Regions from separate parts of the Homo sapiens genome. Here regions 1 and 3 are each linked to region 2. Evidence: chromatin loops called from intact Hi-C (ENCODE). Cell type or tissue: heart left ventricle. All regions are shown on one strand.

Region 1 (2,500 bases), 320 kb before region 2:
AGGCAAAAAATAAAGTAACTTCATTTTTAGAGTAAATGCCCTGTTGACAAGTTGGCAGGGCTGCCTTGTTTGGAAAAGAATGTGCAGAAAACTCAAAGGATAATTAGTGTGTGGTAGCCTAACAGCATGCAGCAGGGCTGTAACGTGTCTGGCAGAGGCAGATGTGGCCACACAGTTCATTAACGCTGTAAAGTTTGTTTAATTCCAGTTGGGGTAATTAGAGAAGGCTCTAGAACCTGCCTAGAGCTCCAAAATAGACTCTGATCTCAGCAGCAGTGGGGTGGATCTAAGCCACCACAGTGGGCCCCAGGAGATCAGAAGATTAGAATTCCTCACAAACCCATTTGCTTTTCTTTGACAATCATCTCTGCATTGGCCATGATGACAGAGGGGAGGAACAGCATGATGGTCACAATAAAGGAGAATTTTTAAACTGGCTTTAAAATGCACGCTATGATGATTCCATTATTTAGCTTATCTCTTAACTTATATTTTGCTTAAGTGTCCATTAAAATCACAGGAGTTTCTCATTTTTATAGAGTGAATAAATTTTAGTAAAATTGTTTATGAAGTAATTTTTCTATTAATGTAGTTTTGTCTTTCTAACAATTTCTTTTAAGAAAATTAAAGCTGTTCCATTGGAGAAAAAAATTAGCTAGGTAATATTGGATGTTTTGTTTATAAAAATGCTTGATAGGCCTTTGAGAATTGTATCACTTTTCTGATTTTTCTCCTATCCTTACTTTCTTTTTTCTCCCTTCTTTTCATATTGCTCTTCCTCAGACCATGGAAATCACACCTGTGCCCAAGATTCTCTGTCTCCACATTCACAACTCTTGAAATTCAGCTCTGATAGATCTCTTTCTGCTTGTGTATTTATACTGCCCAACAGAGCTAGGATGCACTATTACACATAGCGAATAGATGCCGCTTTAAAATATGAAGGAGCCCCGACTTGATGTATCCACTTAGTAATTCTCTCGTGCAAATGAGTATTGCATTTTATAAGTTCATTGGACCTGAAAAATCTATCACATGAATTTGTTTATAATGCTACACTTGCAGTGTATACTTTCTGATCCTAGCAACTGATGTGAGGGAAGCAATCCAGCTATGCTGAGCAAATAGGGAAAGCTGAGCTGCTGCTAGATATTTTTCAAAAGTTTTCCTCTATGTGGTTAACTGGCCAATAGAAAACCAAGTGGCTTTGAGTCTTTTTAAAAAAAATAAATAAGAACAGATTTTTTTTTCTAGGTTACATGTGTAGTCTGTCAGAGAACACAACTATTTGCCAAATTCCTATAGCCCCTGTCTTTAGCAGAAGAAAGAGAACATGTGTGGCTTTTGTTTATAGCTGTAGGTCAGTGTGGTGTGTCACTGATCTGATCAATGCTACCATGTACCCTGGGCATGACTCCAGCCTCCCAGCAAAGGATTGCTGTATCTTTCCAGGATTTGCATTGAGACATTACGTATGTTTTCTGTCTCTCTTTTTACCTGTCTTTTCCTGACTGCCTAGGAGGGGTAAACTTGCTTCACTTACCCATCCATCACCCATTTGGACTCCCACATCTATTTTTCTATGGAGTAAGGCAAAAATAATTGTGAGACTTCTCTCCTACCACTTTAGAGGAGTGGTGACCAACATCCCCAACAGAAAGCTTATTGTTGGTACCATGCCCAGTCCGGCTTCTTATCCCTGGTGAAACTGAGTAGTTCAATGAGAACAAGATATTACCCAAAGCCAGCTCCATTCAGCAAATGGTGTAGGCTTGCTGGCTTTGTTTCCTCAGCTCTGGAGTTCATCACACCATAAACCACAGGGACTTTGTAGGCATGTTATTGTATTAGCACCATACGGAGACTACTCATGGAACTCACATGCAGAGTGTGTGATGTCAGAGAAGTTGACACGAATCCAAATTTTGTGCAGCTGTTAGACACAGATGTTTCATTTCATTTTTTATGTCAGCACCATCCCAATAAATCCACTGATCGTGAGATTAAAAAGTAAAGAAAGCTCTGTGTGCTTACACATGTTTCAGAGCCAGGAAGCTCTATACCACTTATATGCAGATGTACACTCACTACCAGGGGTCACATCAGGCTATGGCTCTCATACTCATAGAAGGACAAACATAGCTGTGGAAATCAATAGGAAAGCAAATGCAAAAGGACAGTAGCCTTCACTCAAATCAGAAACTATTATCTAGAATCAGATGCACTCTTTGCAATAGGTGCCTGCAAAGGAAAATTTCAGGGTGGACATCACAGTTTCTTCAGAAGACATTTGATAAAAATCATTTATTAAAATGAATTGGCTTCTGAAAAGTCTTGGCTAATAAGTCTCCCTGACTCTACCTTACAAGGCTGTCTTGGGTTTGCCTTCATCGGGGCAAGATATATCACTGTCTTTTACCAGTAAAAGAAAACCTTCAAAGATTGCCACCCAAATAATACTCATATTCAAAAACAAATAGCTCTCAATGTTTCCCTGGAT
Region 2 (2,500 bases):
TGGTCTCTACGTTCTGGGAGCTTTACTAAACAAACCCAGAATGCAGGAGGTCATTCACCGAGTTAGCAAATGCAGGTGACCAGACCCTTGAAATTAAAAAAAAAGAAAAGAAAAAGCACATGGGTCAGGCGTAGTGGCTCACGCCTGTAATTCCAGCACTTTGGGAGGCTGAGATGGGCAGATCACTTGAGGTTAGGAGTTCGAGACCAGCTTGGCCAACACAGTGAACCCCCATCTCTACTGAAAATACAAAAAAAAAAAAAAAGAAAAAAAGAAAAAAATAGCCAGGCATGGTGGTGTGTGCCTGTAATCCCAGCTACTCGGGAGGCTGAGGCAGGAGAATCTCTTGAATCCAGGAGGCAGAGGTTGCAGTGAGCCGAGATCGCACCACTGTACTCCAGCCTGGGTGACAGAGCGAGACTCCGTCCAAAATAATAAATAAATAAATAGGGCATGTGATGACAGAGTGTGATGACAAAGAAAGGTGGTCTACAAGGGAGGAAGGGCTGGGGGATCTGCAGAACCAGTGCCTGTGCCGGGGAGGCACAGCCCCTTTCAGCCAGAGAGCAGCTCCCCCTCAGGGCAGAAGTGAGTGTGCCCATCTCTAGGGAGATGAGCTCCGTACAGAAGCAGAGCATTTTCATCAGGTTTTCCCACAGCCTGGCGAGAATAGCTCCTGAAATCAACCAACGCCCTCTGTCCTGACTCCACCTCTGCCACAGCTACTGCAGTTCTTTGGTTATCCTGATAACCGAAGGCCACTCTGGAAAGGTGTCCACTGGGAACGACTGGCACTCTGCCTTGGGACACCAACATTCACTGAAGCAGACACCGCAAATTATTTCTAAAGATCGTGCACATCTTTAAGCTCTCACTCTTCTCTTAAATCCCAGCTTTTTCTCTGTCCCACCCTCTCCTGGCCACAAAGGTCATCCCCTTGGCAGCTGAGACAGAAAGGGCCAGACATCTGGGCCAGGGCTGGGGCCCACTGGCCTGGGGCCCTACATGCACTCTGGGCTACATTTCATGCTGCTTGCCCACGTTCCAACTCCAGGTGAGGGCTCTGGGGATACGCATTTTAAAGCAATACTGTAATAGTCTGGTGTGCAACCCAGTGTCTGGTGAGTCCAGTTTTGGTGAATTATTGCTCCCAGTGGCTTACTAATTCACAGGGAAAAGAAAAAAAAATCTAGTTCCCAGATCAGCAAAGTGGAAAAGCAGAGTCCTAAACACAGTATCCTCATGAGGGCAGTGTCCGGGCCCTAGGACAGCAAAGCAGCCTGCTGGTGCCTCTCCCAGCAAGTCATCATGTGCCCGTCAGAGCTTCCAGAAAGCTATTCCTAAAACAAGATGGGATCAAGCCACAGAAAGCAGGTCCAACCTAGTGGTAATGGTGAAAAAAAATAGCCCCTAAGGGGAGAAAAAGGGCAAAGTGGTGAAATGCTGTATAATTTAAATGCATTTGCAAGACTCTCCTCTCCCAACTGTCAGAGCAGAACACCATGCTGCTTTCATTTTTAAAAAAACAAAACAAAAACCTCCAAAGAGAAGAAGAACACCTAGTTATGACTATCATTTCCTTTCCTCCATGGCTTCCCTCTTCCACCTTTATCCCTTAAAGCAGTAGCTCTCAACCAGGGGCTTTGCTCCCCCAGCACACCCTAGCGACTTCTGGCAATGTCTAAAAATGGTGGGGCATGCTACTGGCATCTATGGGTAGAGACCAGAAATGCTGCAAAATGTCCAGCAACGCTCACGACAGCCCCCACGACAGAATTATCCAACCCAAGATGTCAACATGCTGCTGTTGAGAAACCTGGCCTTTAGAAGCAGTCTTCTAATCTTATTTTCTAAGAATAAGAAAATATTATTCTTAGTTTATCCTGCAGCTAAACAAAATGCATAGGAAAAGATTCATCATGAGGAAGGGGGCAATGGTGACTAAGAACTTCACAAAGTCCTGAACCATTCAACCTTCATTCTGAGAGGATGGACGATCAGATTTAGTGATTCACTTCTCTGATTGTAAGTATCATCTTCTGAAGTCCATTAAGTGTTTAGTCATGCCCTGTGTTTTTGTCAAGTGGTAGGCAAAGGGAGTTAAGTGGAACCTCAGTCCCCTAAGAGTTTATCATCTAAGATGGGTAACAATGACTAGGCAGAGATATAAAGGTGAGATGGACAAATAACCAAACTACAGAGTAAGGCCAAACCAATTGCAGAAGCTGGGAGCTGAGCATAGTGTGAGGAATGCGGAGGGCAAGTTATCCAAGTGAGTAGGTGGCATTAAAGAGAAGAACTAGGGACGGCATCACTCTGCACCTCCATTTATCCATTTGCTTTCACTAAAATATGTACCACATGCTTCTGGGCATGCAGAAGTACATTTCACACTCCAAGCACTTGCAATCAAGCCAGTGTGATAAGATTCATACACAAATAAGCAAAACACAAAAATTCCATTCTGAGAGGTATAGCAAGTACATGTCACAGTGCTTAG
Region 3 (2,500 bases), 240 kb before region 2:
CTTTCCCCTTTTTTCCTTTTTTTTTTTTTGCAGTTTACTTAAAAGGCAAAAACATTTCATTGTGGCTCAGTATTACAAAAAAACTTTGTTCAAAAGAGGAAAACCAAATTTTACCTTTTTATTAATGTACTATTAATGTTAGGCCCAATTTTTTAATAAAACCTTATAAACAAATCTATACAGTCTTAATCAGTTTGACCATAAGGTAAGATTTTCCTAAACATCCCCCCATAACTTTTTATAATTTATTACAGGGCAGACCCCCATAACTTTTTATAATTTATTAAAGAGCAGATCAATGTTCTAAGAAAACCATTATTCTGACACATGGGTCCAGATTCTGGCCTTGTAACAGTGTGCTTTTTATTTTAATGTTTTAATTTATAGAAAAACTAAATAATCCCGTTCAACTTTTGGCTACATTGCTCACACCCACAGAGCTTCCTTTACAAGATCAATGTATTATAAATCTTTTACAACTTGCTTAAACCTTCAGTATTGTCATATCTTTTTGGGACAATCCTCAAAAATCTCCAAACTCAACGTGATTACTTTCCTTTGAACAAAAGCCATATTTCCAAGACAAAAACACATTCTACTTCCTTTATATAACTTGTATATAAACTTTCTCTAGTAGTCTCAATGTTAATATGTTAACTCTTAGTCACTTTTATTTCTGGTTAGGAACCTGGTAAGTAAGTAATTTTAACCATGTATCAGATTGCAGAGCCTAGGACAAGAACAGAGCTTTAGACAGTGTCTGACTCTTCCTAGCCTAGTCAGAGGACAGGGCTAACTCCATATGTCCCCAGATCTTACCTAAAATCTAATGACTGAAGAATAGACAAGTCAATTTTCAAAAATATCATAGAAGTAGTTTATAACCTTAAAACGTATAGCAAAGACAGAATTCAGTCTGCCTACTGTAGACCAAATGTCTAAATTTTGAAGATGTTTTTATTTTACCAATAATCTTTAAAACTATACTTAACAAAGATTTCTAAAGTCATCTACACTAAAAGGCATTAAATTTTCTATTTTTCTGACAAAATATTTTATTTTAGGGCTCATTCTTCCCTAAACCAGTTAATTAGAGTTCTTTATGTAAACATCCCACACACAACACATATAATTACATGGAAGGAAATGGATCTGGTAGTTGTAAGATTTTTTTGTTTGCCAGTTTTTAAGTTTCTATTTCCTATTTTAGACTATCAGTTTCTTGATTACCTATTCCCTGCCCTAAACAATTGTCAGCTAGGCAACTCTAAATTTGCATTTCTAAAGGGACAGCTCCTAGGTGAAACAGGATAGAGAACTTATATTTTAAAAGCACAGAGCTGAGACATTAAGCCAAAACATTGTATGATAATAGTTTCTAATATACACAGGCAGGCACCCTTACCAATGGGGGTTTTCTTAAATATGTAAATTTCTAAATTGGATTTGTGGCTTCAGGGTGGAGCCCTTCAAGGAACAGGGCCAAGAAAGCGTGCAGCTTCCAGGGCCTGACAGGCAGAGCTGTAAGATAGAACAGATCCCCAAAAATCAAGGGCTCCGTTTTTACGCCTAATCCTGGGTCCCCCAAAAGAGAAACGCTATAGGACGAGATAGTGATTTTATGGTGTATCTCATTGCAAGGACATTTTTCACTGAGGCTACTGGGCAACCCAAAGCCAATCAGCTCAATCTGTAATCAGTCCATTCCCCAATCCATACTTTCCGGGTCCCCAAGAACATGGTTTTCTTATTCGGTGTGCAAAGAACCAAGTATCACCCTGTAGTAACTCAATTGTAAGCATCTGCCATTAGCCATCCCTAAGAGTATATCTCTTACCTAGCTATTACACACCAAGGCTAAAAGTTCTCTCGTAAAGCCTCTCTCATAAAGCGATTCCTTCCTCCCTTCCTTCCTTCCTTCCTTCCTCGCTCCCTCCCTCTCTCCCTCCCCCCAAGTCTTGCTCTGTCTCACTTTTTTTTTTTTTTTTTTTTTTTTTTTTTGAGATGAGTCTCACTCTGTCACCAAGGCTGGAGTGCAGTGGTGCAATCTCGACTCACTGCAACCTTCGCCTCCTGGGTTCAAGCAATTCTTGTGCCTCAGCCTTCTGAGTAGCTGGGATTACAGGCATGTACCACCATGCCTGGCTGATTTTTGTATTTTTAGTAGAGAGGGGCTTTCGTCATGTTCAAGACTGGCCTTGAACTCCTGACCTCAGGTGACCCCACCCACCTTGGCTTCCCAAAGTGCTGGTTTTACAGGCCTAAGCCACCAAGCCCAGCCAAAGCAAAGTAATTTCTGATATCCTCAAAAGTTAAAAAGGTCGGATAATGTAATGCAAAACAGAGCAGAGTCATAAATTTTGAGAAGGATTTGTTTACTTACAATTTTGTGGGTTTCATGAGGAAAACAGGTTTTTCCCTAAATGGGGCCCGTGGTACCTCCTCTGTTTCTCCTAAGGAATCCCAGGCTGGCAAAAAGAAGTAAATGGAGAAACAATTC

Evidence for each region. Hi-C counts contacts between places; a loop is a spot of excess contacts. Peaks named below come from ENCODE experiments on the same cell type or tissue, not always from the same donor. Only the 100,000 strongest peaks of a DNase experiment are listed, where the experiment ranks them.
Region 1: a loop joins it to region 2, with 4 times the contacts of the local background. A loop is called at or near these places in 3 of 110 quality-filtered maps.
Region 3: it touches region 2 in a loop (2.4-fold over the local background); 44 of 110 quality-filtered maps call a loop at or near these places.

The regions. Positions count from the first base shown.
Region 1 is chr3:156,760,980-156,763,479 of GRCh38, forward strand. All of the region lies in intron 1 of LINC00886 (long intergenic non-protein coding RNA 886), which reads right to left. Among named protein-coding and RNA genes, the nearest start is that of LINC00886, 55 kb to the right of the region's middle. In heart left ventricle, no CTCF peak of the experiment used is centred here; no DNase peak of the experiment used is centred here.
Region 2 is chr3:157,076,627-157,079,126 of GRCh38, forward strand. No RefSeq gene overlaps it. Among named protein-coding and RNA genes, the nearest start is that of LINC02029, 4.0 kb to the right of the region's middle. In heart left ventricle, a CTCF peak has its summit at 1,240; no DNase peak of the experiment used is centred here; H3K27ac peaks cover 1,090 bases.
Region 3 is chr3:156,833,892-156,836,391 of GRCh38, forward strand. All of the region lies in intron 2 of LEKR1 (leucine, glutamate and lysine rich 1), which reads left to right. Among named protein-coding and RNA genes, the nearest start is that of LEKR1, 8.8 kb to the left of the region's middle. In heart left ventricle, no CTCF peak of the experiment used is centred here; no DNase peak of the experiment used is centred here.